Regions from separate parts of the Homo sapiens genome. Here all the other regions are linked to region 1. A link is a loop called in an ENCODE intact Hi-C map of the cell type or tissue named here. Cell type or tissue: IMR-90. All regions are shown on one strand.

Region 1 (8,000 bases):
TACCAAATAAAGATTGTGACAAATAGTAAGTGGTTTTGAAATCTAGTGTGTGCGTGTCTCATAGAATCCAGGTGAAACCCAGGGACATCAGAACTCGTTCCTCTTGTAATTGAAAGTTTGTAACCTTTAACCAACATTTCCCCATTTCCCCCAAGGGATTAAAGATATTTAAATCTTTTATAATATTTATGTTTAGGCATTTTAAAACCTTAAACTTCTTAAAAATGATTCTGCTAAATAAGGGAATTATCCCTTAGAAAAAGAACAAGAACTGGCCAGGCATGGTGGCTCATGCCTGTAATCCCAGCAATTTTGGAGGGCGAAGCAGGTGGATCACCTGAGGTCAGGAGTTCAAGACCAGCCTGACCAATATGGAGAAACCCTGTCTCTACTAAAAATACAAAATTAGCCGGGCGTGGCAGTACATGCCTGTAATCCCAGCTACTCGGGACGCTGAGGCAGGAGAATCGCTTGAATCCTGGAGGCAGAGGTTGTGGTGAGCCAAGGTCATGCCATTGCACTCTAGCCTGGTCAACAAGAGCAAAACTCCGTCTCAAAAAAAAAAAATAAATAAATAAAACCAAGAACTAACGAATAGTGCCAGTTTTGGTAGGTAGAAGTTTAAGATGGCCTCAAAGAACCCATCCCTGTCCTTGGGTACATGGTGTAATTCCCCCCCGAAGGTGAATGGGACTTGTGAATGTGATGGGAATTCCCATGGCTAGGTTACTAACCAGCTGACTTTTAGTTACTCAAAGTGAGACTTGATGTCCTGAGTGAGCACCTGACCAAATCACATGAGCCTTTAAAAAGGGATCAGGCCGTTCCTGAGATCAGGAAGCAGGTGAAGATGTAGCTACATGTGAGAGGGCTAAGGAGCTAGGACCTGACTCAAGAGAAGCTGTCAAGAAAGTGGGGACGGGCTGGGCGCGGTGGCTCACGCCTGTAATCCCAGCACTTTGGGAGGCTGAGGCAGGTGGATTATCTGAGGTCAGGAGGTCAATACCAGCCTGAGCAACATGGTGAAACCTCATCTCTACTAAAAATACAAAAATTAGCTGGGTACGGTGGCGCGTGCCTGTAATCCCAGGTACTTGGGAGGCTGAGGCAGGAGAACGGCTTGAACCTGGGAGGCAGAGGTTGCAGTGAGCCAAGATTGTGCCATTGCACTCCAGCCTGGGCGACAGAGCCAGACTCCATGTCAAAAAAAAAAAAAAAAAAAAAAAGTGGGGACAGCCAGCAAGAAACAGGGAACCTCTGTCCTACAGTTAGCAAGTACAGTTAGCAAGAAAATGAGACCAGTTCTACAAGTGCAAGGGACTGAATTCTACCAAGAGCCTCGTGAGCTCCCCAGCCTCAGATGAAACCACAGCCTAGCTGACAGCTTGATTCCAGCCTGTGAGAAGCTGAGCAGAAAACCTGGCCATGCCATGCCCGGGGGTTTTGATCTATGCAATGAGAAGTAATAAATGGGGGTAATTTTAAGCCACTAAATGTACGGCCATGTGCTGTGGAGCAACAGAACACTGATACCCCAATGTTCTTCCAAACACTGGAAACCGGTGGTGTGAGCACATTCCGGACTTCCAGGTTCAGATGGCGGAGGGCTACATTCTGCCCCTTCTTCTCCTGAAAATCAATCAAACAATAACTGTTTAAGTAAATAAAACATTATTTTAAAAAAGGAAAATGAATCTGAAACAGGAAATGGGGGAAAAAGTTAAAAAGCAATTCCATTTTCAATGCTTTTAAGAGGCGTTGTTAACTGTAAACCACGCTACAGCAGATGCAAGGATCGGGCAGCAGAGCCTGGAGGCCATGGGAACAGGCCCCTTTGTCACACATGGAAGGTAATGAAGAATGGGGTGAGTGGCAGGGATGCTGTCTGAACGGTGTTCAAGCTGTTAGAATGCAGATTCTCAGCTCTATCCTGAGCCGCCTCGATGATGAAATAGACAAAGAGAAAGAAGCAGGAATGTTCTCGTAACCCAGAACTAGAGGACTAAGGGAATGACAAATCTCCAGTCCCCTTATCTGGCCAATTTCAAAATAAGAGCAATGATATTTCCCAGGCTGGAAACAGAAGGTCCTTCCTCGGGAGAAACTGAAACTCTTCAAAGATAAGACAAAGAAACGGACAAAGCAAGCTGGCCCACAATGTCACAGAGAAGTCCAGGAGCTAAGGAGCACAGTCATGGCTTTCTGTCAGCTTGGGTGCCTCATTAGGCTCAAGTCAAGCAAGAGGAAAGCCTGCAAGGTGAAAGGGGAGCAAGCCCTCCTGAAAGGAATATTTAAAAGCCGTCCAGGGGAAAACCAGGCAAAATGGAAGGACTTATTCTAAAATACATTTAGCAAAAATGAGATACTAGGGAGCTTCGAAACAGGAACAAATGCCTGTGTAATATAGAAAAGGGACAGTCAGGACCAGACCAGTCTCTTAAACATTAAAAATGACAGCAGAAATAAAACTGGTAACAGAAGGAACAGAAGATAAAAGTGGAATGAATCCCAGAAGGGGAATAAGACAAAGATGGACAATAGGAGTTCAATCAAAAAATGAGAGAATTTAGCAAGTCAAGCAACCTATAGTTATGAGTCTTGACAAGAGAACTGAGATCACCTCCTTTGAGAATTAAACGAAGAACTGAGAAAGCAGAAGGGAAGAAATGATCAAAGAAATAACACAAGAACAGTCCCCACAACGTGGATTTTCATTAAAAACGGAGTAGCAATCCCTGGAAAAGGCCCACGCCAAGACACAGCAGCAGGAAATCTCACAATGTTGTAGAGAAGTAGCATGTCCCCAGAAGAATATCCCCAAAGATTTGTGAGAGTCATATTAGGCCACGAATAATGAACTGGGACTAGGAACAACACTGGACTTTTCAATGTTAACATTTGAAGCTGGAAGACAGTGGGTTCCATGACTTCAAGATTCTGAATGTAATTTACCTCCAAACCAGAAACCTACACCCAATCTATCAAGAGTAGAATAAAGACACTTTCAGAAACACAGTCACAAAAAATTACTTCCCATGCAACTCTTTCTCAGACAATAACAGGATATGCTCTATCAAAACAAGAGTTAGGCCAAGAGAAAATTACAGAGTCCATGGTAAGGAGAATATTCCGGAACAACAACTATAGATGCCGAAGAGAACAAAAAAATGGAGTCTGGGCCACCAAGCCGAGGGGTTCCCTGAGGAGAATGTCCAAGGGAAAAAAAGGAGCGGACAGACTTCCTGCTGTGACCATGTACATGACAGGCTGCACTTGTGTTTTTCTTGGGCGTTCTCACACTCCTCCCTTTACAGTAGCAGCTAATCTGTCTGCCTGGAACAGTTCTCAGAGAAACCACGTGGTATTCTTCCTCATCAACTTCAAGGTTGGACTCAAATGCCGCTTGCCACTGAGGCCTCCTGTCTTCTCAGAATGTCCCTTCCCATCACAACCCCTTCCCCGTCCCTTCCCATCACAATCTCACACATTCCTTCCTCAATCACAGTCTCTCTCCTCAGCACTCACTACTATAAACACTACCATGTATCTCCTGATCATCTCCTCCTACCACCTGTCCCCACCAAATGTAAATTCCAAGATGACGGAGGACTTTTGTCTGTCTGTTCAGGCAAAATAATATAGTATTATTGAGGGAAAATGTTTTCTGAATACATGAATAGTCACAAGTTTAAAAAATGAGTAAAATAAAAAGACAATTGTTAAAAAAAGAAAGTTGCTAAGTAAATGAAAATAAACATCATATACTGCTTGGCACAGCAGTGAATACTTACATAATCAAAATAATGGAAACGCTGTATATGGATTAATCCAAAAATTATAACTAATGGTAGGAAAACAAGATCAGTGGAGGTCTATTAGGTTACATGGTCTTCCTCCAACATCATAGGGAGTCAACAGGCAATTTCTAAATTTAGTGACTCAAGAAAGAATAATATATACATTTGAAAATATGAAAGGAAGAATGAGAAAAACAGCTTAAGGAGTTGTAACTGGGTACAGCAGGTTGCATGGGACTGCTGTTTTATTATATATATTTTAGCTCTCTTTGATGTTTTTAAACTATGTATTTATATTATTTGATAAAAAGGCATTTACTTAAAGGGAAAACATGTTTCTCCAAAGTTCTAAGAAAGCTTAATTGTTTGTCATTCATATCATAGTGGCATATAGTAAGTACTCAATAAATGTGTTGGAAGTAGGGATGGATTTTGACTGTATAAAAATATATAAAAAATAGCTTCTGGATCTCACATTAAATCATACAGTACTGTGTAAGTTGACAACAGAAAGGTATAATGCTTCACAGAGACTGTTTTTGATATAAAACATTGACAAAGGTGAAAAACATGTAAGCATTAAAATTACAACCAATAAATTCATACTAATTAAAAATGTATAAAATTTTCTTGGTTTTGTTTAAAAATATTAAAAAGTTATGCTTTTTACTTTTGTGGCTATAGTTTTGAGCCGTATCAAGTAGCTATATACTGCCACCTGGTGGCTGGCTCCGCTTGGACAGCAGGGCTTTTGGTCAGGGTAGAGAGGATTTTCACATTTACGCCTTGTCCACTAAAAGCAAATACATCAATATCCACCCTTCCATTCATCCATTCTTCTATCTCAGCCACTGAATCCTGAACAGGAGTATCAATGGGAAGGAAAAAGAGGCATAAAGCTCAAGTATTTTATTAATAATTTATTGTCAGTAAGAAAGACTGGCTAATGGTAGTTTTCATTAAAAACCTTTACAAGACCATTGCATCACAAATATACAGACACTATAAAAACTGTGTCATGGTGGTTTTGGTTCTAAACAGGTATGCAGAAGGTCCCCGTTACACTTTCCAATAATGAAAAATGTTTATAATTCTAAATACAGCAACCCATGTAAGACATGTTCATGTATCTGATCTCTCCTTCATCCTATGTACAGCTAGAAATGAATGACTACACTGAAATGTACTAACAAAATGTCACACTTCAGTGGAAAAAGACAGAATGAAACCCTGGTTATAGTAAAAAAAAAAAAATCAGGGTGCTAGATAATGGCACTGACACCACCAAAATTCAGTTGAAACAAATGCACAAAATATCTTGGAAATCTAGTTAAAACTATGAAAAATCAAATCTGTACATAAAATTTACAAAAAAAAGAGACAGGAAAATTAAAATAATCAAATCTATATAAATACATGAATCATGCTGACAACACAGGACTGATTTTTCGTTTGATTATTTTAACACAGACAGATGTAAATCCCAAAAGACGTTGGGAAATGGCACAGCCGATGAAAACCTCACGATGACAGTAGTTGGGACACTGGAAATGGCTAGCACGTCCAGAGGCGCAGGATCCAGCGCAGCCATGCCCATTCGGCTCACCAAAAAAAGCTTGGAAGCACTGCTGCAAAGAACAGCGCGGATTACTCACATCACCTCTAGGTTCACTAAAGTCAGGCACTTTGGGGGGAGTTGAGAGTCAGACTTCCGTGTGCTGCTGGGAATCCAGGGGCGGGATCGTCACCTCTTCGAAGTGGCCGTCGTCCCCGCTCTCATAGTCACTCATCATGACCTCGGACTCCACTTCGCAGCAGGCTGACACGTCAGAGCAGGAGGCGGTGGAGGCGTACACAGACATGGGCATGCTCTCGACAGCGGGCGCCTCGAAGTGTCTTTGATACCCTGGCGGGTAAGGGGCATGGGGTTCTCTACAAGTACTATTCTCACCAGTGCCTTTTGTTTGAGGTTCAGACATATCGAGGGGATAAAAATTGGGCAAATACTGATTCAAGTTGAACCTCTGCCGGTTTCTTGATGAAGAACCCAAGCTACCCGCGGCAGGCATGTCTCTAGGAGGGTGGATGGATTCAAACTGATTGCTGAATTCGGGCGGTAACGGTGGTAGCTCATCAGCTGCGGGGAAGTCTTCTGGGGGTGGAGGAAAATCACTTTCGATGTCGTAGCCTCCAGGGTAATAGTCCGTATCGATGGCGTTTGGATCTGCTGAGTACAGGGGTGTCTGCTCATCAATCACCTCATAGTTGGGGAACTCTTGTATGTCCGGCAGAGGAACGCTTGGCATCCAATCTGATGTATCCCAGTGATACCCTTGGTGGAAAAGAAAACAGATGTCAGTGTGTTTTCTCCTAAGCTTTTGTGCCATGGAAAGAGAGCTCAGTGTATCAAAGACACAAAGATGCAACCGCATTTATGCCTTCATTCAAAGTTCACCACTGGAAATTCCTCGTCTTTGCTTTGAAGACATCCCCCAACCCACTCCAGTTTAAAGACCCCTATGAACTAGGCTCTAGTTCTAAAATGTGGACTTACAGTTTTATGTACGCAACTAACATTCAAGGAAACAAAAGGAGTCCTAAGAGAAATGGGATGCTAGCATCTAAATTATATACATTTTTCTACAAATGATTCTAACCATCCTTCTGGCTTTTCTTCTGTAGAACCCACTGCTCTGTAGGAAGAAGAGTACTGATCCAGTCTCAGGACATTAGTGAAATATCCAGTGTCACTTGATCTGCACTACTTCTCATTAAAAAAATACTGATTAATGCAACTTAAAAAAATTTTGCATTTCTATTTTTTATAGAGACAGGGTCTCACTATGTTGCCCAGGCTGGTCTTAAACTCCTGGCCACAAACAATCTTGCCAATTCAGCTTCCCGAAGTGCTGGGATTACAGGTGTGAGCCATCAGGCCCAGCCAATGCAACTTTTTAAAGTAATAAAAGTAACCTTTAACATGCTAAAGTTTAGAAAATAAGCTTCCTTCATAATAATGTAGCAAGTTTAATATTAAAATTACTATTTTTCATTAACCCTCAGACAACAAATTAACTTAATATAGGTATGTATCAAAGCATGCCAATTCAAGCAAAATACAATTGAACAAGCGTTGCAAGATTATAACACAGCCTCTGATACACTGTAACAATCAATCTGTGTTACTTCCAAAAGGACTGTGATCCTTTTAGACTATATAAAGCACCACTATTTTAAAAAAAAACTTCCAATTTTGGAATAGTTTTTTTTTTTTCCTCCTTAGGATTTAAAAAATCCTTGGAGAGGCGGGAGAAGGTTAGGCAATCCGTGCTTCAAATGCAATGCGCACACACATGCAGCCGTGTACTTAGTTACTGCTGCAAACACTGGGCGACCCAGCGTAGTCAGTCAGCACTGGGGCAAGGCTTGACCCATTGTTTTTAGTGAGTATCAATGAATAACTGGCATGCATAAGTCACCTCTTGGTTTGCTGAGGTCAGGAGCAGCCAAAGATTCTTTTGGTGGCAGAGTAGAAAAAAAAGAAAACATTTGTAATTAAAACAGTCGGCTGAAAAGGCAATAAAGGTAAGTACACAGAACAATGAAAACTGCTTACAGAGGCCCAATCAGCCATACAGCATGTCCTTACGCCAGTATCTATGACAATTCCAAATGGCTGAGAAATGTATGTACCACAAATAAAATGGAATATGGAAGTGGAGGAAAGTGACTGCGGAATGAGGAACCAGAAATTTGGCCAGAAAACTCAAATATTACTTTCTTTTCCTTGTTTCTGACAATCACAGCCTGAAAACACAGAATTTCCTTAGGAATAATGAAAACAAAACAAACAGGCTCTAATAAAATATAAACTGATCAGATTACATAGGTGATAATCCAAATACATCTACAGCTACATAATGCACACACTTTATAGCACACTGCAACTTCAAAGGACATTAAATTCAGAGGAATTCATAGGCAAACTTAGATACTTAAAGACAGATGTACAAGCTGAAGATCTCTCCAAACTGTATGTATTTTGAATATGCTTTAATATTGACACTGTGAGCCATTCCCTAAAGAGACCACGGCTACACTTACCCCATGTCTGTAATTACACTTGCCCTGCCAGGGCCCCGCATCTATACACAGAAGCCCAGCAGGAAGTGTAACCAAACGCATGTAAATCCCACTATCAGT
Region 2 (8,000 bases), 110 kb before region 1:
GGCAGAGACAGCCAGGACCTGGATAACCTTGATACCCTAGAAAGAGACACACTACCTGTGAAGTATATGTACCCAAAAGACAAAAATTATCTGAATCTAATCAAGGACTTGGATCTAATAACTGGTTTCAAAAAATACCAATGAGAGCTGGGTGCAGTAGCCCATGTCTGTAGTCTCAGCTACTCTGGAAGCTGAGGTGGGAAGATGGCTACAATCACGCCTGTGTACAGTCACTGCACTCCAGCCTGGGCAACACAGTGAGAGCTCGTCTGGTAAAAAATACACATGTAGGTGATGAAGGAAAATGATGCCATGGGGACATAATCAACAAAATCTAGAATTGGAAATTTCTAGATGTAAATTATTAGGTTTCTTCAACAAATAGCAAGGAAAAAAGAAGACGGAGGGAAATCACAGATTAAAGAAAGGTGATACATATGAAGCCAATGTGATATGTGGTCCTTGTTTAGATCCCAATGCAAACAAACCAAATATAAAACAAACATTTCTGAGAATTGAGAAAATCTGCACACTCACCAGATACTGGATTATATTAACATTATTGTCGATTTTAGGGCTATTAATAATATTGTGTTTATGTTAAAGAAAGAATCCTTATGTTTTAGAAATATATGTTGGAGTGTTTCTGGATGAAATGATATGATGTCTGGAATTTCCTTTAAATAATTTGGGAGGTGGGAGGGTGGGTGGAAAAGAAACAGATGAAATAACAGCAGACAAACGGCAGTGATTGTTGAAGGTGGGTGATGGCTGTGCAGGGTGGGTGAACTGAAGAAAATGATGGAGGTGATTTTTTTTTTCTTTTTTTTTTTTTTGAGACGGAGTCTCTCTCTGTTGCCCAGGCTGGAGTATAGTGGCCTGATCTTGGCTTACTGCAACCTCTGCCTCTGGGTTCAAGTGATTCTCCTGCCTTGGCCTCCTGAGTAGTTGGGACTACAGGCGTGTGCCACCACGTCCAGCTAATTTTTGTATTTTTAGTAGAGACAGGGTTTCACCATGTTGGCCAAGATGAATCTCTTGACCTCATGATCTGCCCACCTCAGCCTCTCAAAGTGCTGGGATTACAGGCGTGAGCCACCGCGCCTGGCCTGACGGAGGTGATTTTAATCCATTTAGAGGTTTATTTTGCCAAGGTTGAGGAAGCACCTGGCAAACAGAGACACAAGCCACTGTAGGATCTGTGGCACCCCCTTTTTCTGAAGAGGATTTTGAGGGCTACAATATGAAAAGGGGAAAAGGAGGCAGGAGGGGAAAAGAAGGAAAAGGAGAGGGAGGGCTGGTCACGTTCTTTAGAATCCACATGAAAAGGAGCGGGTAGATGAACCGTCAATTCTGCATTCATCTCCTGCTCAGTACATCTGTACTCTACATAAGATAAGGTGAACTTCAGTAGAGGAAGCAACTGAATATGCATTCGTCTCAGGGTGCGCAGCGGGACAATTTCTAGGCTCCTCTCGTCCCGTACTCTTGAAGATAAACTGTTAATTTACATGGTCAGAGTGAGGGAGGCCCCTGTGGAAACATGTGGCCTTCTATCTGTAGCTATTAGTTTAGGAGCAAAAGGAAAGGCAGGGTTTTTTGGTTTTTTCATGACTCAGTTTTCAAGCTTAACTTTTCCATTTTGGCATAGCGAATTTGGGCTCCCAAGATTTTGTCTTCCTTTCATAGGAGAAAAAATAATTTCTTTTCTCAATCCTTGTAAGTTCATTAGTGGGACAGATTCCTGTTAGCAGAAGACAGATTAACAAGAGAGAGAAAAAAAAGCATTTTTATTTACGTGTGTGTCTATCCCATGGGGAGAAAGCTGAGTTCAAAAGTAAGGTGGCTTAGGGCCCTGGCTTACATAGCACATCTAGCAAAGAACAATATATTCAGAAGTGACAGGACAAAGGACCAAGCAGCTCCAGGCTCCCAAAAGTGGGACAACTATGGAAAGGTAATAAAGCCTGCTCCCAGATTCCTCTGGCCCTGCTGGCGCCAGCCCCTGCACTGATAAGTGAACCACTACTTACATCTCTGTCTTCAGGCAGATAGGGGAGGCAGAAGCTTCTCCGCATTTTTTCACAGCAATTTTTATGGCCTGCCTTAGGTAAGAAAGGGCAGCTCAGACAGCCCTTTCCTGTAACTTTACTTTCCACTTGCCAAAGAAGCATATTTCGGGGTGAAATATTCTGGTGTTCTTCAGATGTATGGGGATTCATAAGATTATTTTCTCTCCTGCTGTCTAAAATTCCACAATGAAGAAGTTAAAAAATCTCTACTGTAATTAAAAGTAAACTGAAAAATATTACAGTTATAGTGAATTAAATAATTGAAGTTTTCATATAAAAATGCAAGTTTTTAGAATCTATGCATCTGAAGGATTTTTTTAATCTAAAAATTGAATATAAAATATGTAAATTATGTTCTTTTCTAACCTAGGATGCTACTTATTAAAAACCTAAATTATTGCTATAAAGAAAATAATAGAGATATTTTAGTTCATCTTAATTATATATTTTATAGTTTGGTTTTTTGTTTTGGGGTGTTTTGGTTTTTATTCATTTTATTTATTTATTTATTTATTTATTTTGAGACAGGGTCTTGCTCTGTCTAGAGTGCAGTGGTGCAATCATGGCTCTCTGCAGCCTCAACCTCCTGGGCTCAAGTGATCCTCCCACCTCGGCCCTCAAGTAGCTAGAACTACAGGTGCTCGCCACCACACCTGGCTAGTTTTTGTGTGTTTGTTTTTTTTGTTTTTTTGGTAGAGATGTGGTTTTGCCATGTTGCCCAGGCTTTAATTATATATTACATAGGGACTATCAAAGACACTGTCAGTGTAAACATGCTAGAAGCCAATATAAGCCACTCCAAACAAGCAGTGTACCTACATGACAGCTTTTCAATCTAAGTCGTGAGGCTTGGTCAGAGTTGTGCCTGAAATTATTGAATTTTATTTCATTTCTTATGCACTGTTATAGCATTAGTAAATGTATTATGCACTATTACAGCATTATAATTCTTATGAAATAAAACATACTCTGTATGATAAAACAGATGCTGAGTTCTACAGAAACTCTTCAATTTATATTACCCCAGCAAAATATCAGCAATAATGGCTAACAAGTATGGAGTACTTTCCGTAGTGTCTAATATATTACTGCATTACATCAGTGGAGTGGTATTATTAGTGCTTCTCTTTCTTCTCAGGCTGAGGAACCAGCAGATGAGAGGGTTCATGAAGGAACCACTAGTTCCAGAAGTGCTGGATCCTGCCTTAATCATCATTCCAAAGACTCTCCTTATGATGATAACAATTAGTTGAACTCACTTTCTAGAATCCAAAATTGCAATGGTTCTCCAAATTAATACATTGTATCATGAAGTAAATTCACCTTATTTATTACTGTTTTGCTTTCATCCACCAGTAGAGGGAGTACAAATTCACCTATAACTGAGTCCAAATCCCAAAAACAGATTTAGGGAATGACAGGATCAGGCAGGAGTTTAACTCCTGTATTTTTATGCGTTAAGGAATCCGAGGTGACAGAGGTTGGGTGAGTTAATGCAGTTACATGGTTGGCCAATGGTGGGGCCAGATGAACAATTCGCACCCCCTGGCTTCCAGAACAGGCTGGTTTTACCACCGGTGAGGCTGGTCCTTTCAGTGGATATCAGGTTTCCTTCCTAGCCCACTGGGTGGTCATGTGGAATATTTCAGAAAGCCAAGCTCAGTTTCCCTCAAGAAACGTTAGTGACCACTAGTTTAAGATAAATTTTTATTTGGCTATGGTGAAACAGCTGATCATATAATTCCCCCAAATGAACATTAATTTAGCAAATTAATATACTGCACAAATAAGTATACAAAAGCAAAATTGAGAGCTAAATGAAGACAAAATTCCTCTCTGGGTCTTTCAAAAACACAATTTATCAGTTGAGAACTAATTGACTGTTTACAACTGGAGGTGAGAAGGGTGTATTCACAGATGTCTGCCTGAGACCATTGGATAAAGGGGATGAGTTCCAGTTAAATTTTGAAAAAAAAAAAAGGGGAAATAGCAGGGCACGGTGGCTCACATCTGTAATCCCAGCCCTCTGGGAGGCCGGGACAGGCAGATCGCTTGAGGTCAGGAGTTTGAGACCAGCCTGGCCAACATGGCAAAACCCCTTCTCTACTAAAAATACAAAAATTAGCCAGGCATGGGCAGCTGTAGTCCCAGCTACTCGGGAGGCTGAGGCAGGAGAATTGCTTGAACCTGGGAGGCGGAGTTTGCAGTGAGCGGAGATCGTGCCACTGCACTCCAGCCTGGGCGACAGAGTGAGACCCCGTCTCAAAAAAAAAAAAAGGTGTGTGTGGGGGAGGAGGGGAACAAAACAAAAAGCTGACCCTGAAAGTCTCCTTACTACTCAGTTTGAGAGACAAAAACTCCAGCTCGCCTGTTGTTTATGCTCATGCCTGGCTCTCCTTCCACTGCCTGCCGTACACTTTGCTGGGGCGGGGCTGACTCTGTCTCCTTAGGGGCAGGACTGTCTATAACACTGTCTTAAGTTCCACCTCTTCTATGCCTGGGAGGACACACCTGTTTCGTGTTCATTTGCATTCCCAACTTATCTTTCTTCTTCTCCTGGTGGCCACAGGAGGTGCTTTGTCGGCTGGCAGGTCCATTTTGGGTATTCTAATCCAGGCTTCTGACTAGGTTTGGTAGCTATTCTCATTCTCATTTTACTTCTTATTCATTCTAACTCTCATTCTACTATTTTTTACTTAGACGTAGTTTTCTTGGTAAGAAAGGCCATGGTAAGCAGACGTAGTGTGCACAGAAATATGCAGCCCTTCTGGGTGCCTGGACCCCAGTAGCACCATAGTCACCCGTAATAGCCACATAATAGCCACGCCTAGTTCTAAGAGTGAGTAGAGTTGGACCAAGTTGTGAAACTTCAAGTTTGCTTTTGTTTTTAGTCGAGGCCTAACCTAGGCTTGGCTGGGCACTTTTTTCAGGGTGCTAGTGTTGTAGAACCTCTGAGAGCAGCGAAAGGTTTATAAGATTTGGCCAAGGCCAGAGGGCGGGAGACAAAATCTCGCAATTCTGACCTGCCTTTGGACATAATTGAGGCTTTATGAGGAAGGTGGGGATGCGGGAGTGGCGATCCCATGACCAAAGCTGCTTGCCTCCCTCGGTCCCTTGGCCAGATGAAACTTCTGGATGCCTTCAAGGATGTCTATCTGACCAAAGGATCTTGTTCTTTAAAGATAAACAAAGCCGGGCGTGGTGGCTTATGCCTGTAATCCCAACATTTCGGGAGGCCAAGGCAGGCAGATCACTTGAAGTCAGGAGATTGAGACCAGCCTGGCTAACATAGAGAAACCCCATCTCTACTAAAAATACAAAAATTAGCCAGGTGCGGTGGCATGCGCCTGTAATTTCAGCTACTTGGGAGGCTGCGGCAGGAGAATCGCTTGAACCCGGGAGGCAGAGGTTGCAGTGAGCTGGGATTGCGCCACTGCACTCCAGCCTTGGCCACAGAGTGAGACTCCAAAAAAAAGAAAGAAAGAAAGAAGGAAGGAAGGAAGGAAGGAAGGAAGGAAGGAAGGAAGGAAGGAAGGAAGGAAGGAAAAGAGAGAGAAAAGAAAGGAAGAAAGAAAGAAGGAAGGAAGGAAGGAAAAGAAAGAGAGAGAGAAAGAAAGCAAGCAAGCAAGCAAGAAAGAAAGAAAGGAAAAAGAAAGAAAGAAAAAGAAAGAAAGAAAGAAAGAAAGGAAGGAAGGAAGGAAGGAAGGAAGGAAGGAAAACAAGTTCATCAATCTCGCAGGCAGACCCTGGAGGGTTAGGATATGAAGGTAATCAATTATTAGCAACTCCCCTCCACCAGAATGACTTCATGCCAGCAAGTGTGCACAGGGAGAGGAGAGGACAAAGAGAGAGGAAAATAAGCAAAACAGAGAGAGGAAAATAAGCAAAGCAAACACCTTAGGGTTTTTGTTTGTTTGTTTGTTTTTGTTTTTTTGAGACGGAGCTTCACTCTTGTTGCCCAGGCTGGAGTGCAATGGTGCGATCTTGGCTCACTGCAACCTCCGCCCGCGCCCTCCCCACCCCACCCCCAGGTTCAAGTGATTCTCCTGTCTCAGCCTCCTGAGTAGCTGGGATTACAGGCATGCACCACCACGCCCAGCTAATTTTGTATTTTTGGTAGAGACAGGGTTTCTACATGTTGGTCAGGCTGGTCTTGAACTCCCAACCTCAGGTGATCCGTCCACCTTGGCCTCCCAAAGTGCTGGGATTACAGGCTTGAGCCACCGCGCCCGGCCTAGGGTTTTTATACTATAGGCTCAGTCGCACTAGCCTGGTCTCCTTTTGCCTCCAGGAAGCCGTGTGCACCACCTACATGCTGTAAAGATCAAAGAATGCACTTATCTAGGCCACTGCTGTCATGTCTCCATTTCTTTTTTGTTTTTTGCTTTTTCTTTTTTTTTTTTTTTGAGATGGAGTCTCGCTGGAGTGCAGTGGTGCAATCTCGGCTCACGGCAACCTCTGCCTCCTGGGTTTAAGCAATTCTCTTGTCTCAGCCTCTGGAGTAGCTGGGACTACAGGCGCATGCCACCACACCCAGCTAATTTTTTGTATTTTTAGTAAAGAAGGGGTTTTACTTCATTAGCCAGGAAGGTCTCAATCTCCTGACCTCGTGATCTGCCTGCCTCGGCCTCCCAAAGTGCTGGGATTACAGGCATGAGCCACAGCGCCCTGTGCCATGTCTTCATTTCTGCAACCAACACCTCCATGCTCAGGTCTTCCAGTCTTCCAGCTGTGATCTTTCTCAAAACTGACACTGGGAGTGAAGCAAGCCTTGGAAGGAGTGACAAATACACCCATCCCCTGCAGCCCCCGCAGACCCCATTCATCGATCACAGCTCTCCTTCCACCACTCATTGATCACAGCTCTCCTTCCACCACTCATCGATCACAGCTCTCCTTCCACCATTCATCGATCACAGCTCTCCTTCCACCATTCAGTGATCACAGCTCTCCTTCCACCATTCAGTGATCACAGCTCTCCTTCCACCATTCAGTGATCACAGCTCTCCTTCCACCATTCAGTGATCACAGCTCTCCTTCCACCATTCAGTGATCACAGCTCTCCTTCCCCCATTCAGTGATCACAGCTCTCCTTCTTCCATTCATTGATCACAGCTCTCCTTCTCCCATTCATCGATCACAGCTCTCCTTCCACCATTCATCGATCACAGCTCTCCTTCCCCCATTCATCGATCAAAGCTCTCCTTCCACCATTCATTGATCACAGCTCTCCTTCCACCATGCAGTGATCACAGCTCTCCTTCCCCCATGCAGTGATCACAGCTCTCCTTCCCCCATTCATCGATCACAGCTCTCCTTCCACCACTCATTGATCACAGCTCTCCTTCCACCACTCATTGATCACAGCTCTCCTTCCACCATTCAGTGATCACAGCTCTCCTTCCCCCACTCATTGATCACAGCTCTCCTTCCACCATTCAGTGATCACAGCTCTCCTTCCACCATTCAGTGATCACAGCTCTCCTTCCACCATTCAGTGATCACAGCTCTCCTTCCCCCATTCATTGATCACAGCTCTCCTTCCACCATTCAGTGATCACAGCTCTCCTTCCCCCATTCATTGATCACAGCTCTCCTTCCACCACTCAGTGATCACAGCTCTCCTTCCACCATTCAGTGATCACAGCTCTCCTTCCCCCATTCAGTGATCACAGCTCTCCTTCCACCATTCAGTGATCACAGCTCTCCTTCCCCCATTCATTGATCACAGCTCTCCTTCCACCATTCATTGATCACAGCTCTCCTTCCACCATTCATTGATCACAGCTCTCCTTCCCCCATTCATTGATCACAGCTCTCCTTCCACCATTCAGTGATCACAGCTCTCCTTCCCCCATTCATCGATCACAGCTCTCCTTCCACCATTCAGTGATCACAGCTCTCCTTCCACCATTCAGTGATCACAGC
Region 3 (8,000 bases), 100 kb before region 1:
CCTGCCCAGCTGCAGTGGAACTGCTGCACTCCACCAAGGCAGCCGAGGGCTCTGAGGACCAGAACAGAATACACTTCCATATGCATTTCTTCCACAATTCTTTGAGTGAAGCACCACCCTCTGTACAGAATCATTATAATTATTCTTGGATCACTCTTTTGTCTCTCTACAGTGGCTTTGGTAACAGCAGGGATTCCAGAAACAAGGACAAAAGCATCTGGCTTGAGCAAGGAGGCTGCTGGCAAGACTGAGGGTGGCAGAGCTAGGAGGATGAATGTGTGAGGAGTGGACAGGCGACAGGAAGAGAAGGGAAGAGAGAAGGAACAGACCGGGGAGAGCCCCTCAGTGGCCAGTAGTGAACTTTCCCCAAATCTGTCCTCCTGGCAGAACCCTCTCTCCCAGCTCCTGGAGGCGGAGCCAACCCCAGGCAGGAGGCTACAGCAAGCAGATGTCCTGGTCACTGCCTGCACCTCCCATGGTGGCTTTCACAGCTTCCTGCCAGCTCCAAGCCGACCCTAAACCTCCGAAAAGCATCTGAGGAGGCAGCTTACATTTGGGATTAAAACACCAGTGTTACCCCTGTCAGAAAAATTTGCATTATTCGTGTGGCGAACGAAAAATAAAATCTTAAGGCCCCCACTGATCAGACCCCCTCTTGGCCAAGGGAACTCCAGAGAAAGCCTAAAACTGAGTTCCAGGCCATCACTGGAAGGGAGGTCAGGCACGTCTCCTCATACCCGCTTTCTTTTGGAGCTTAGACACGACAACTGACCAGCATTCCTGTAAAAACAAAGATCAGGAGGCTAACAAAACAGACTCTCTGTCGTAACAGGAAGCCAAATTCTAGGCCGGGAGCGGTGGCTCATGCCTGTAATCCCAGCACTTTGGGAAGCTGAGGTGGGTGGATCACAAAGTCAGGAGATCGAGACCATCCTGGCCAACATGGTGAAACCCCATCTCTACTAAAAATACAAAAAATTAGCTGGGCGTGGTGGTGGGTGCTTGTAGTCCCAGCTACTTGGGAAGCTGAGGCAGGAGGATTGCTTGAACCCGGGAGGCGGAGGCTGCAGTGAGCCGAGATCACACCATTGCACTCCAGCCTGGGCAACAGCGCGAGACTCCATCTCAAAAAAAAAAAAAAAAAAAAAAAGACAGATCTTAAACAGGATGTAAAGCCGGCAGTCTTGCTGAACAGGTCATATTGTGGCTGACTCTGACACAGCATCCTTATCTTTTTTTCCTTTTTTTATGCTCCACAGGGCAAGTCCTAAGCATCCCTATCTTAACTTCAACAGTCCATTCTGCTAACTCCAAATTTTTAGACAAAGTTTTGTTCCTTTCACCAACTACACATTAAAGAATCTCGGAATCCACCTGTGACCTGTAAGCCCCCATTTCAAGATGTCCTGCGCTTCCTGGCCGGGCCAATGCATACCTTCCAGGTACGGATTTGTGTTTTGCCTTCTCAAAATGTGTAAGACCACACTGTGACCCAGCCACCTCAGCAGCACTAAGACCACACTGTGACCCGGCCACGTCAGGAGCACTAAGACCACCCCGTAACGCGGCCACCTCAGGAGCACTAGGACCACCCCGTAACCGAGTCACCTCAGCAGCACTAAGAACACCACGTAACGCGGCCACCTCAGGAGCACTAGGACCACCCCGTAACGCGGCCACCTCAGGAGCACTAGGACCACCCAGTAACGCGGCCACCTCAGGAGCACTAGGACCACAACGTAATCCAGCCACCTGAGGAGCACTTGCTCAGGACCCCTTGAGACTGTTTCCCTGGGCTGTGGTCACTCATATTGGCTCAGAATAAACTCTTTAAAATATTTTACAGAGTTTGGTTTTTCCCACTAGCAATGTCAACCTAAAAGGAAGAAGCTGAAACAAAATTAATGTAGTAGAGAGTTTATTTGGGCTAAGCTTGAGGACTGCAATCTGGGAGCATAGATTCAAGTTGCCCTGAATATACATCCCAATTAGCAGATGTTGTAAGTGGATTTTTTTTTTTTTTGACAGAATCTCGCTCTGTTGCCAGGGTGGAGTGCAATGGCACAATCTCAGCTCACTGCAACCTCCGCCTCCCGGGTTCAAGCAATTCTCCTGCCTCAGCCTCCCAAGTAGCTGGGATTACAGGCATGCGCCACCACAGTTGGCTAATTTTTGTAATTTTAGTAGAGATGGGGTTTCACCATGTTGGCCAGGATGGTCTAGATCTCCTGACCTCATGATCCACCTGCCTTGGCCTCCCAAAGTGCAAGGATTACAGATGTGAGCCACCGCGCCCAGTTGATTTTTTCTTTTTTTTTTACAGGGTCTGGCTCTGTCCCCCAGGCTGGAGTGCAGCCTCAAACTCCTAAGCTTAAGTGATCCTCCTGCCTCAGCCTCACGGGTAGCTAGGACCACAGACACATGCCACCGTGCCTAGCTGATTTTTTGTATTTTTTTATGTTTTTGTAGAGACAGGGTATCACTATTTTGCCCAGGGTGGTCTCAAACGCCTGGCCTTAAGTGATACTCCTCAGCCTCCCAAAGTGTCGGGATTATAAGCATGAGCCACTGTGCCCTGCATAGGTGGATTTTTTTTTTTCGAAGTCTCGTTCTGCTGCCAGGCTGGAGTGTAGTGGTGCCATCTTGGCTCACTGCAACCTCCGACTTCCTGGTTCAAGTGATTCTCCTGCCTCAGCCTCCCAAGTAGCTGGGATTATAGGCACACACCACCACGCCCAGCTAATTTTTGTATTTTTAGTAGAGACGGGGTTTCACCATGTTGGCCAGGATGGTCTCGATCTCCTGACTTTGTGATCCACCCACCTCAGCTTCCCAAAGTGCTGGGATTACAGGCGTGAGCCACCGCGCCCGGCCGGGTGGATTTTTAAAGGTGATAAAGGGGGACGGAGAGCGTGCTGACAGGGGGACGGAGAGCGTGCTGACACGAAGTGGCTCCTCAGGAATCCTCACTGGTCTACAGAAATAACATTGATTATGGTGGGTCATAGTGTCCGGGCATGGCATCCTTAGGTACATGTATAGCTTCTGTGGCAACAGCAAGCAGTTTCGAGAGATGAATTGCGAGATCAAAAGGGGCAGCAGGCTGCAGTTGCCATCTCATTTTACCATCTCTCTGAGTCTGACAATTCAAAGGACTTGCATTCCTCAGACAAAAGTTCCCCTCCCCTCCCCTCCCTTCCCCCCGTTCCCTCCCCCTCCCCTCTTTTCTTTTCTCCCTTCCCCTCCATTCCCCTCCCCTCCCATCTGTCTTCTCCCCTCCCCTCCCCTCCTCTCCCTTCTCCTTCCCTTCCGCTTCCTTTCCTTTCTTCCCCTTTCCCCTTTCCCCTTTCCTTTCTTTTCTTTTCTTGAGGAGACTCCGGGAAAGCGAAAGACAGAATTGTGGCAACTTTCTGGAGCAGAAAGTTCTGAGGCAAGGAAAAGCCCTTATGTGCGATGCGAGGGAGGCTGCACAGACCTGGGTGGCTGCCCACAGCTTCTGGAGCCTGGCCGCAGCGCCTCTGAAGGCAATGTCACATAGGGAACGAGTCACGAGGAAGCCAGACAGGCACAAGCACATGGACGCTTTCCACCTTGAAGATCCAGGGCCACCTTCCTGCCCCCTGGGGGCACAGCGGTCTCCAGTCCCTGGAGAAGCTCCAGCTGGGGATACTGTCAACCCGGTAACCAGCACGGCGCTCCTGGGCAGCCCGGGACCAGCTGTAAAGTGGTGATGGCAGGAGAAACCCTACAGGGACTGGCTCACACACACACAGGGACTGGCTCACACACACACACACACACACACACACACAGGGACTGGCTCACACACACACACACACACACACACACACAGGGACTGGCTCACACACACACACACACACACACAGGGACTGGCTCACAGGTTTTAAGTGAAAGGAAGAAATCAGGAGTTCTTTCCTTTTTTAGCAATTTGAAACTCTAAGAAAAAGGCTACAGTGTTGTATTAATGTCTCACCACTCCCACCCCCTTTTCAAGTGAAATAAAGAATACAAGGGAAGCCAGAAAAATGCTGAAGATTTTGGCAATGAAGGGTCTGACCACAAAGAAAGCCAATGTGCCACTTGTGTGGATTTTTGCAGAAAGAGTAAACAGCCTTCCTGCAAGACACAGGCTGCAGAGGGTTCCGTTTTCATGGCTGGCTGCCACAGAATTGGCTTAGGCTGGATGGACTGAGCAGAGCATGGGGTCTGAGCCGAGTGGCGTGAGCCAGGGGTCCAGAGCAGACACGGGGGGCGTGCACGCCATCTCCAGAGTCGCACAGGGCTGTGCGTAGGCGGCCACTAGGGTAGGTCACGCATAAAAGTTGCTTTGTATCTGCAGCACGAACAAGACTTAAAGAAAGATCTGTTTTATAAAGACGAAGCAGTGCTCAGTATGTCATTTAGGATGAAGAAGAAGGCAGGGAAAGCGTTCATTTTAGAAGTGCTGTGAGGATGGTGCAGGACGCAGTGGGGCGGGGGGAGGGTGCATTCCGCCCGGATCTTCCCTCCCCTCACTTCTGTGCTGCCCTGCCTGCATGCCCTCACGCCCAGGCTAGTTTCCACTCTGCCACAGGCAGTGAAGATTGGATCCGCTGATGGCAGCATCTTGGAAACAGGAAACTGACAGGCCTCTGAATATGCCATCCTAAAATATGACTGTCTGAGACCAGACTATACCACCCCAAAATATGACTGTCTGAGACCACACTATACCACCCCAAAATACGACTCAGAGATCAGACTATATCACCCCAAAATGCGACTGTCAGAGACCAGATTATACCACCCCAAAATATGACTGTCAGAGACCAGACTATACTACCCCAAAATACGACTCAGAGACCAGACTATATCACCCCAAAATATGACTGTCAGAGACTAGACTATAACACCCCAAAATATGACTCAGAGACCAGACTATATCACCCCAAAATATGACTGTCAGAGACCAGATTATACCACCCCAAAATATGACTGTCAGAGACCAGACTATAACACCCCAAAATACGACTCAGAGACCAGACTATATCACCCCAAAATACGACTGTCAGAGACCAGATTATACCACCCCAAAATATGACTGCCAGAGACCAGACTATATCACCCCAAAATATGACTGTCAGAGACCAGACTATACCACCCCAAAATACGACTGTCAGAGACCAGACTATACCACCCCAAAATATGACTCAGAGACCAGACTATATCACCCCAAAATATGACTGTCAGAGACTAACCAGACCATGCCTCCCACACATGCCTCTTTGTCTTAAGGATCATTTGGAGCTGGTTATTTTGAGAAACTGCAGATGCAGGAGAACCTTTAAAAACAGAAACTTACCATTTTGTAAAGGAAATGTCCGTCAATAAAGGAACTGTCCATTTGTAAGGGTGCCTTCCTCTCTGCACCAGAGAGAGAAGAACGACTAGATCTCTAGACTCCTGAACCATGGAGAAGGTTTCTAAGCCTGAAGTTTAAACTACCTGTTTGAGATCAACTCCAGAGACATACTCAGTTCTCTGGGTGCCTCCCAAGTGCACACGAGCTACACATACTAATAAACTTCTGTTTGTTTTTCTCTTCTTACTCGGTCTTTGTTACAGGGAGTCTCAGCTAAGAAGGTTGGAGGGCAGAGAGAAAACTCGTGTTCTGCCCCTACCGGAGCAAGTGTGTGTTCCTCTGCACTGATGAATGTGCCTGTCTCCAGAAAGGGCAGCCCGTAGGTACTGAGAGCAGAGGTGGAGCTTCTAAGAGAGCAGTGACAGCCTCACTCCTCCTCCCTGGCCCACCCTCACCCCGTCCCCTGCACCTGGAGCCACTGGAAGACGGAGGAGCCATCCTTTAAGAATCTCCTGGAGGACTCATCGACCCCACGGGGACATGGTACAAGGCTGGAGAGCAGCTCTGTGTTGAAGGGGAGGAGAGAAGATAATCTCATTTCCTCCCAGTCTAAAGAATGAGCATTCCCAGTGGAAGGAGAAAGCAGATCCTTGGCCACACACAATCCTCGGAGAAGAGTCAACAGGATTGTGACTAGAAGTGGCTTCTACATCAGCCCAAAGTTGACTTTCAGCAAAAGGTAGGTTTTTGCAATTTAAAGCAGTGACAATTGATTTAGACAAGGTTAGCCTTAAGTGATTTAAAAAATGCTTTTATGTAAGATCTCATTTAATCTTCATTGCGGTTCTTGTAGAAAGGAATCAGAATTTAAGGCACCAGCGCGAGGTTGGAGAGCTATTATATTATGGAGCTAGGATTCTGACCTAGTTGGCTTAACAAGGAGGGGCTTAATAAAGACAAGTGATCTCCAAGCCCAAATACAAGCAAAGCCAGCTCATAAAAGATCTGCTTTCAGATTTTAATCCTTGATGAAGGGAAATGTTTAAAAATTTCCTAAAAGCAAAATTGACAAGACAAATCCAAAGAAAACCCTGTCTTATCCAGTGTGGCCTCAAGGCCCAACCGCATCCCCTGAACAGAAAACCCTGTCTTACCCAGTGTGGCCTTGAGGTCCAACCGCATCCCCTGAACCTGGTACATTCGCCTTTGGGTACGTTCAGTAAAGAAGCCAGGGTCTCAGAATATATGGAGTGGTATTTTTGTTGGGAGCAGGGGTGGAGAAGTTGCCTTGAAATATATACAGATTAAAAATGTATATATTTCAAATGTATTTAACAAAATTTATAGCTAAGCAAATATTCCCTACGATCTACCAAAAAAATGTAGAAATTATCCACAAAGAATTTAGGGCTTCATCTATTTTTAGAGGAAGAAGCTGTTAGCATGCTGTGTTCAGAATAAATACATTCAATTAAGTTAATAAATTAATCATGTAATCTTTGATTAAGATTATCACCAATGAAATATAGCTACACAAACAGTAATGATTCAACTATAGCTTTGCTTATTGCAATGAAAAGGATGATCTGGACATCTAGATACCCTCCCGAAAACCTTGTGAAACCTGTGACTACCTCTTCATGTAAGTCCCTCTCCCCACCCCCGACTGGGGAAGTCAATGATTTACCAAACACAGCACACAGCTGGTCCATGGCAAAGGCAGCAGGAACCCAGCACTATCTGCCTAAAGATGGTGACCTGCTTATGGGTGGCCGTGGTCCGCAAGTCATTAGTAGCTTTGGCACACGGGTCTATCTTCTGGAATGACCAGGCCTCCCTACGTAGGCCAGAGTCTTCCTGCACAGGCCCTGGGCCCTAAGGCTGCACAGGTGCCCGAGGTCCAGTCAGCAGATATGTTGGGATCAAGGCATCGCGTGTCCTTCTGCTAAGGCAGTGTTTCCCATACCACTGGCAGGCATCAAGATCACTTAGAGAGCTTGTAATTCCTCAGGAAATGACCTTCAGGCCTCTCACAAAAAGTGTCAAAGAACTGAAACTAGATCACCACACCAGATGCCTGACCCCTCATTCACCATGATCGCTTCCTTGCCCCAGGCTGGAGTGCAGTGGTGCGATCTCAGCTCACTGCGACCTCTGCCTCCCGGGTTCAAGTGATGCTTCTGTCTCAGCCTCGTGAGTAGCTGGGACTACAGGTGCACGCCACCACGCCCAGCTAATTTTTGTATTTTTAGTAGAGACGGGATTTCTTAGCCAGACTGGTCTCAAACTCCTGACCTTGTTATCTGCCCACCTCTGCCTCCCAAAATGCTGAGATTACAGGTGTAAGCCACCGCAACCAGCCTGAGCCACCGCGCCTGGCCCTGTTTTCTTATACATTGTTATATTTCTTGCCTGCTATATAAACTCCTGGTTTTGATCAGTCAGGGAGATGGATTTGAGACTCAGCTGCAGCACCCTATTAAAGCCTTCTTCCTTGGCAATACTCATCATCTCAGCGATTGGCTTTCTGTGCGGTGAGCAGCAGGACTGAGATCAAACCCCTGGTGTTTCAGTAACCATTTTCCTACTGTTTTTCTTTTCTTTTTTTTTTTCTGTAGAGCCAATGTCGTGCCATGTT
Region 4 (8,000 bases), 290 kb before region 1:
GATGTCTGTGAGGCCACCTGTCACCTGGGAGGGCTTCCCTTTGTCCAGGCAGAGGTGGTGGCCACAGCATCACGGCTTCCCAGTGCGCCCTGTGAGCCCCACCCCAACTCTCCCGCCTGCTTCCCGCCTGTTGTATGCACGCGTGTTCATTAACCACAGCAGGCCAAGCTTCTTTCAGGAGAACATTTCTTCCTTTTCCAAGGCAATCCCACAAACTAAAAATAACTGTTTAGAGCAATTCTTCAATGAGGAATGTCCGTGTGTGTGTGTGTGTCTGTGTGTGTCCGTGTGTGTGTGTGTGTGTGTGTGTTTGAGAGAAAGAGAGAGAGAGAATGAAAATGAAAACAGGCCGGGCACGGTGGCTCACGCCTGTAATCCCAGCACTTTGGGAGGCTGAGGCGGGCGGATCACAAGGTCAGGAGATCGAGACCACCCTGGCTAACATGGTGAAACCCCATCTCTACTAAAAATACAAAAAATTAGCCAGGCGTGGTGGCGGGTGCCTGTAGTCCCAGCTACTCGGGAGGCTGAGGCAGGAGAATGGTGTGAACCCGGGAGTCAGAGCCTGGGCGACAGAGCAAGACTCCGTCTCAAAAAAAAAAAAAAAAAGAAAGAAAATGAAAACGACCATTTCTGATACCTGTAATGCTTACGCACTCCAGCTTCACTGCCTGTCTGGTCCCTGGGTTTCCTCATCTTCAGATGCTGTGTTACTTTCCTCTGGATTCTGTAACAAATTACCACAACCCACCAGGGTGGCTGAATAGCCCAGATTTCTCCCCGTGGCTCTGGAGGCTGTAATGCTGGAATCTCGGTGTTGGCAGAACTCGGCTCCCTTCGAGGCCTTAGGAAGGACCCTGCCTTGCCTCTTCCTCGTTCCTCGGCTGCCTCCTTCTCCACGTGGGCCTCTCCCACATTTCTTATCCCTTTCTTGTAAGTAAACTAGTAATATTGGTTAAGAACCCAAACTGCTGTATACGGTATGTACTATATGCGGCACACAGTACATAGCTTACTGTCATTTTCCATTTAATTCTAACTTTCAGAGAAAAGACTATATTCAAAATGCCTCCCACAGTAACGGGCACACATAGTGCTCAACAAACTAGTTCCCTCTCTTTTGCCTTGGGGTATCCGGCAACTGTCTTACAAATGTAACAGTGTATGGTGGACCTACTGATGGAGAGACTTGTTCGTGTATGTGTTTGTCTTACCTCATCTACCCAGAGAGGTGTCAAAATGTATCTTATATGTACGGATGCAGCTTTTCTGCTGCACCCAGCACTCCCCAGGAAACATGAGCACGCTTTGTAACCACCGGTAACTTTCAAATGCTGTGCACAGGTAGAGATTTTCACAGGCTGTGGTGACTGCGTGGGTTCCTTCCATGCTCAGACACTGTCAAAACGGCAGTCAGAATGACTCCCATGAGCTTGGTTGGGAAGGCACCTTTACAAACAATACAGACTAGAAAACCTTTGTCATCCCACGGAAAACACTATCAAACACAACACAGAAGTATGGGTTTTGCGGTTTAGAGGGTTTTTCGATAAGTTTCTGCTGCCACCAACGGAAATAATTATCTTCACTATTAGAACGAGAAAGCAGTAAAGAAAGAATCAAGACAAAAAGTGACTTTCTCAGAAATATTTATATACTTGAGCAAATTAATATTTGATTTGGGTGAATCTGAATGTATTTCTCCGGTAATCGCTTCATTAAAAATAAAACTGTGGGCTGGGCATGGTGGCTCACGCCTGTAATCTCAGCACTTTGGGAGGCCGAGACGGGTGGATCATGAGGTCAAGAGATCAAGACCATCCTGGCCAATATGGTGAAACCCCGTCTCTACTAAAATACAAAAAATTAGCGGGGCGTGGTGGTGTGTGCCTGTAGTCGCAGCTACTTGGGAGGCTGAGACAGGAGAATCGCTTGAACCCAGGAGGCAGAGGTAGCAGTGAGCCGAGATCGCACCACTGCACTCCAGCCTGGCAACAGAGTGAGATTCTGTCTCAAAAATAAATAAATAAATAAATAAATAAATAAATAAATAAATAAGCTGTTTCGCAGAAACAGAAAACGAAATGCCGCATGTTCTCACTTCTAAGTGGGAGCTGAACGTTGGGTACTCATGGACATCAAGACGGGAACGTCGTCTCATCTCCAGCAGCTTCCAGCCCAGCACTGGGGATTCTAAAAGGGAAGAGGAAGGGAGGGGCCAAAGGCTGAAAAGCTACCTATTGCGTGTTATGTTCTCTGCCTGGGCAGTGGGATCAGCAGAAGGTCAAACCTCAGTGTTACACAATGCAATGAACCTGCATGCGCACGCCCAGAATCTAAAATAAAAATAAAATAAATAAATAGAAAAAATAAAGGCATTAAAAATAATTTTTCAGCTATATATATATATATATATTTCATCGTGTTTGTGATTTGGCAAGAAAAATCAAGAGAGGTCTATTTTTCAGATTTGAAAGTTAGTTTTTCTTTATTCAGATTCCGTTTTATAAATGAGTAATTTGTGATGTGATGGGCAGCCTTTAACATTTTAACTGACAATCAGTAGATGGATTTATCATCATGTTTATGGCTGTGCTGGTGTCTGTAAAAATAGTATACAGATAATTTTTTTTTTGAGACAGAGTCTCACTCTGTCACCCAGGCTGGAGTGCGGTGGCACAATCTAGGCTCACTGCAACTTCCACCTCCCGGGTTCAAGCGATTCTCCTGCCTCAGCTTCTCAGGTAGCTAGGATTACAGGTGCACTCCACCATGCCCAGCTAATTATTTTTTTGTATTTTTAGTAGAAACGGGGTTTCACCGTGTTAGCCAGGATGGTCGGCTTCCGGTGTTGTTTCAGCATATGGCTAAATTAAAGGCTTAGATTCTCAGTTTGCTCATTCTAATTTAGCTGAATTCTGAGTATTATGCATTTGTATCTGAGGTTCCAGGCCTCTCCCTCCTCCTTCTCGGGGTATTAAAACTCATGTTGCCAGGTGCATGACTGTAGTCCCAGCTACTCAACAGGCTGAAGCAGGAGGATGGCTGGGGCCAGGAGTTTGAGACCAGCCTAGGCAACATATTGAGACCCCATCTCAAAACAACAACAACCAACAAAATAAAAATTAAAAAAACACCTCATGTGAAGAGAGATCTCTCTGCTACCCTTGAAGATCAGAATAACATAAGTTCAAAGTTTCTCTGGTATCCAGTGAAATCTGCTCCTTCGGTTTTTTTGCATTGACCAAATTGCTAATGGTGAGGAAGTAACGAGACCAATGGAAGATGTTATTTGGCACATTAATTATTGGGGACCCATAAGCTGTTAGAGGTGAAAGAGACTTCAGCAATCATTCCATAGAAATGAAGCTCCAGGCGGGGCTGTGACCTCTCCCCGCTCACACGGCCTGTGAGGGTGGACGCTGAGCCCAGGAAATGTAGGTCTCCTGTGCCTCAGTCCTTCAGGGGCCAATTTAAATGAGAAGGGAAGTTGGATGGTAGAGTTCATGGAATAGCAGTTCCTCTGTCAGGCCTGTGTTTCTCTTTGCTGCCACTAACATATAAGAAAGAAACATGTTTCTGAGATGCCACAGTTATCACTTAAAGGCACTTTTCATTGTATTGCTGTCGGTCTGTGCTCACTGCTGACAGCAATGGCAGGCTGCCATCCTTGGAGTGAGGACCTGTGCTTCTACTTCCTGCTTCCTCTGAACCCCAGCAGCTGCCAGCACAGCGTCTAGGAGTAGTGGCTGTGGACATAATTAGGAGTTTCTTGAGCAGCCTAGTTAACAGCCCCACAGAGGGCATGATCATATAAGAACGTCACTCATGTCATTATCATTTAATTCTATCCGAAAAGAGTTAAAATCAACATTCTGGAGTTAAGTGAACAGCTTGTTAAATGAATAACATAGACATAAAATCCAGTGGGTCCAACAAGCAGTGATTACTATAGTTAATAATAATAATATCATCTTGATGAACAAGAACAGGAAAGAGAATACAGATAAGACTATCGCCATATTCACGTCTTTTGGGATCTTGCTATGTGCTCTGCATCATGCAGTGGGCTTTCCTTCTCACCAGCACTGTGCAAGTAGGATATTATTATTATTCCCTTTATAACATAATCCACGTGTTTTACAAGTGGAAAAGAAAGACAAGACAAACCTGCTGGTAAATATTTTGAACCCAATTCTCCATTTCCCCACTAGATGGCACTTTTATACCTCTCTTTGTTCCATTTTAAACTCACAGCAGATGGGCAGAGCGCACTTAATTTATGGTAAGTTTAAACAAATCCTATGTATATATAATATCTGGGAACTTTAAATCAAATAAACGGCTTCCATTCAAATATGCTTTCCTTTTCAAATATAACACTTGTAAATATCTGGTCCCCGGACAGCAGGTTCGCCTGTCCACCAGATGCTCCAGGACGGCGCTGGGCCCTTGCTCCTGCGCTGACCGCCCAGCCCGAGCCCCGGGGCCAGGTCCACGGTGCCCACGCGCGCTGTGTTCTGCTGGGGTCCGGCTTAGGGCTGCTTCGGCCCTCGGCGGCTTCCTCTGCGCTGTTGCTGCCCTCCCCACACCCCTACCCCTGCTCACTCAGCTCCTTCACCTCTTCCCTGATGAACTGGGGAACAGTATCCCCAACCTTGATCCCGCAATGTATTGTTAAGGCTGTGTTGTATTTTTAAAACAAACAAACATAAACATTTGAATGCTGAAGGCTTAGTGATAATAAAAATAGTCTACCCACCCCCCCACATCACATCACAACACACACACGACACATGCACATATAAAACACACATTCACACACGAAACACACATAAAACACATTCACACACATGAAACACACAAAACACACACAAAAAACATGCACACAACACATAAAATACACACAAAACACACATGAAACAAGCACACAGCACACAAAATACACACATGAAACGCACATACATATGAAACACGCAAACACACACATGAACTACACACATAAAACACACAGAGATACATGAAACACGCACGCAACGCACAAAATACATAAAACACAGATGCACACACACATACACATGGAACACGCACACAAAACACACACATGAAATACACACAGAACACACACATGAAAGACACAGGAAACACACACACACACACGGAAGGCACACACACATCGGGAAGCGGCGATGGTCACGCTCACTCCAAGACCCCAGCTCCCCGCGGAGGCCTCCCGGGCCGGTGTTCGCTGCCAGCCAAACCTAAGCCCGCTCCTCGCGGGGCCCGCGGGGCACCCCCAGGTTCTGTGCAGCTGAAGCTTGTACCATTTTGTGACTGTGACACAGGAAGCCTCCTAGGGACAAACTTCGGTCAGCATTTGAATCAGCCCTGACTCGGTGACAGTGTCTCATAAACGGGTCAGCTGGTTAGGGACTTGGAAAGAGAGCGGGGAAACGGGTGAGCAGAAAGCCTGGGGAACGGAGCCCAGCGGCGCCAAGTCGCCCCGGCGTCCACCTGCGCCCACCAGAGAGCGCCGGGCCCCCGCGAGCGGAACCTCGAACCGCAGCCTCCGGAGGGCTGGGCCCGGCCTGAAGCTTACACGCACTCCCTTCTCAGTCCCACTTTTGCCCTGTCTTCACCTTGGAGCCCCCGAGTTTCCAAAAGATACTGGAATCCAGTCTCAGCCTGAGCACCCTATAGCAAAGTTAGGAGTCAGCCCCACTAACTGGAGGTAAGTGGATCATGTGGGAGGCCCAGGTGTGCAGAGCCCCTGAAAAGTTACAGCGTCTCCACCTGGGCGTGGAGATCTGGGCCACCCCAGCCCCGCTGGGCATCGCAGGAATGGGCTTCCAGTGGCTCCTCAGTGTGGCCATTACACCATCAAACGAAAACCACCTCCCATGGAACATATCTATATAAAAAACAACAAAACAGACCCCTTCAGAAAGTGAGCTCAGATGACTCCCCTCTGCTAAGAGGTGCCTCCTGGGCAGGTATTTCTGTGGGTGCCACATACTTTTGGGGAAAATGAGCCCTTAGCAACTCATATTTTTATTCACAAATAAGCCATTAAACTGTTTATTGAAGGAAGAGGGTATGGTCTCTATTAGAAAATACAGAACAAACATTTACAAAAAAGTATTATTTTGGAATGAATTTCAGTTCAAGAGCTCCCTTTTAAAGTCACCCTAAGCATACCGGTTGCTACACAGGCAGGATTCAAAAATGCAAATATCAAAAATACTCAAAACTCTCAGAAACAAACCAGTGAAATTCATTGTCCTACTCATTATCCAATTTATCCAACAGTAATCATTACGATTGATTTCCAGGCCTGTAACTGCCTATTTTCATGGCCTGTAGAGAGGGGAGTATAGGGTGCAGGCAGGAGTGTCTGAAGGCATGGAAGTCTCTGCCTGGGCATTAACAAAATGAGTGGAAAAAGCAGACAATTGCATCTGCGGGCATTGATATCTCTTATCTGCACGTTAGACTTAGTTTTATGAGTAACTAAATTGAGTTGAGACTCTTAACTGATGTTCAGATTCACTGCCAGCACTCCCCACACATACCAGGAAACACCCTGTGTTCCAGTGGGCAGACCCATGCAAGCCCACCCCCAAAGCCTGGGGGTGCAGAGAGGCCGAGGAAAGAGGCTGACAAATCCAGACTCTCAGAAAGGAGCGTTGAATAGGGACTTATCCCACAGCTGCCCTCCAGAAAGCTTGCTTGCTTTTTCTTTCTTTCTTTTCTTTCTTTCTTTCTTTCTTTCTTTCTTTCTTTCTTTCTTTCTTTCTTTCTTTCTTTCTTTCTTTCTTTCTTTCTTTCTTTCTTTCATCTTTCTTTCTTTCTTTCTTCCTATCTTTCTTTTCTTTCTTTTTTGATATGGAGTCTCGCTCTGTCACCAGGCTAGACTGCAGTGACGCGATCTCAGCTCACTGCAACCTCCGCCTCCCGGGTTCAAGTGATTTGCACCAGCCTCCCGAGTAGCTGAGGCTATAGGCGCCCACCACCACACCCAGGTAATTCTTGTATTTTTAGTAGAGACGGGGTTTCACCATGTTGACCAGGATGGTCTCAATCTTTTGACCTCGTGATCCACCTACCTCGGCCTCCCAAAGTGCTAGGACTACAGGCATGAGCCACCGCACCTGGCCCAGAAAACGTTCTTTCTATAGCAAGCTTTTATAAGACTGATGCACCAGACCCTCTTGCAAAACTGCTGACCAGTGGGGAGGTTGAATAAGCATCTTTATAGGGGTCATCTATGCCCCAGGCACTGTTTGTTTATAGGGGTCGTCTATGCCCCAGGCATTGTTTGTTTGAAGGGGTTGTCTATGTCACAGGCATTGTTTCTGAGGAACTAATTGGTGAGCAGGGGTCCGACAGTCACTTCAAGATGGCCTTACTCTTGCCGTGCACTGATCTCGCCACTCAGAAAATGCTCAAAGGCCACTTTTTGGTGCACACAGGAAAGGTCTCTTCTATTCAGCTGAATCAAAACATTTGAAATTGGCTGTGTTTGTTTTCAGATCTGTTCAGGTCAATTTAACAATTATTGTAAAGAAGTAACTTACTTATAATTACATAAGCCCCAACCTGAAAGAATTCCCAATAACCAAAACTGGAATAACTTGAGTGACAGAATGAATAATCTAGCATTGGATTACATCTTAAAGTAAAAAATAAATATCCATGAGTTCATACTGATACAAAATGATTGAATGAACAAAATAATGAGAGAGAAGAGAGAAATCCGCTGTACAGGATTCCGGGTAAGTTACACCATTTCTCCTCTCTCAAGGATGTGGAGCTTAACCCTCTATCCCTTGCTTAGGGAGTAGAGCATGGATAGGAGTGAAAAGGTAATTTACAGAGGAGAAACAGGCTAGTTGATGAGGTAACATCATCAGTGGTAAGTCATCTTGATAGTGTGCACTGTTTAACAAGCAGATTTATTGATACATAATTCATATATACCCAAACTTCCATTTAAAATG

What was found. Hi-C counts contacts between places; a loop is a spot of excess contacts. Peaks named below come from ENCODE experiments on the same cell type or tissue, not always from the same donor. Only the 100,000 strongest peaks of a DNase experiment are listed, where the experiment ranks them.
Region 2: it touches region 1 in a loop (11-fold over the local background); 55 of 110 quality-filtered maps call a loop at or near these places.
Region 3: it touches region 1 in a loop (4-fold over the local background); 55 of 110 quality-filtered maps call a loop at or near these places.
Region 4: it touches region 1 in a loop (16-fold over the local background); 96 of 110 quality-filtered maps call a loop at or near these places.

What each region holds. Positions count from the first base shown.
Region 1 is chr4:186,583,092-186,591,091 of GRCh38, forward strand. FAT1 (FAT atypical cadherin 1) reads right to left here. Exons shown (of 27, transcript NM_005245.4): 27 at 4,703-6,129. The coding sequence ends at 5,501. Among named protein-coding and RNA genes, the nearest start is that of MTNR1A, 32 kb to the left of the region's middle. RefSeq lists enhancers at 1,809-1,978, 5,052-6,251. In IMR-90, a CTCF peak has its summit at 4,524 (motif pointing left); a DNase peak (open chromatin) is centred at 4,530; H3K27ac peaks cover 147 bases.
Region 2 is chr4:186,469,617-186,477,616 of GRCh38, forward strand. All of the region lies in intron 1 of F11-AS1 (F11 antisense RNA 1), which reads right to left. Among named protein-coding and RNA genes, the nearest start is that of F11-AS1, 27 kb to the right of the region's middle. RefSeq lists a silencer at 1,899-2,193. In IMR-90, a CTCF peak has its summit at 3,431 (motif pointing right); no DNase peak of the experiment used is centred here; H3K27me3 peaks cover 469 bases.
Region 3 is chr4:186,482,204-186,490,203 of GRCh38, forward strand. All of the region lies in intron 1 of F11-AS1 (F11 antisense RNA 1), which reads right to left. Among named protein-coding and RNA genes, the nearest start is that of F11-AS1, 15 kb to the right of the region's middle. In IMR-90, a CTCF peak has its summit at 3,625 (motif pointing left); no DNase peak of the experiment used is centred here; H3K4me3 peaks cover 844 bases.
Region 4 is chr4:186,292,990-186,300,989 of GRCh38, forward strand. The region is part of intron 1 of F11-AS1 (F11 antisense RNA 1); the gene reads right to left. Among named protein-coding and RNA genes, the nearest start is that of F11, 31 kb to the left of the region's middle. In IMR-90, a CTCF peak has its summit at 4,217 (motif pointing right); a DNase peak (open chromatin) is centred at 4,242; H3K27me3 peaks cover 144 bases.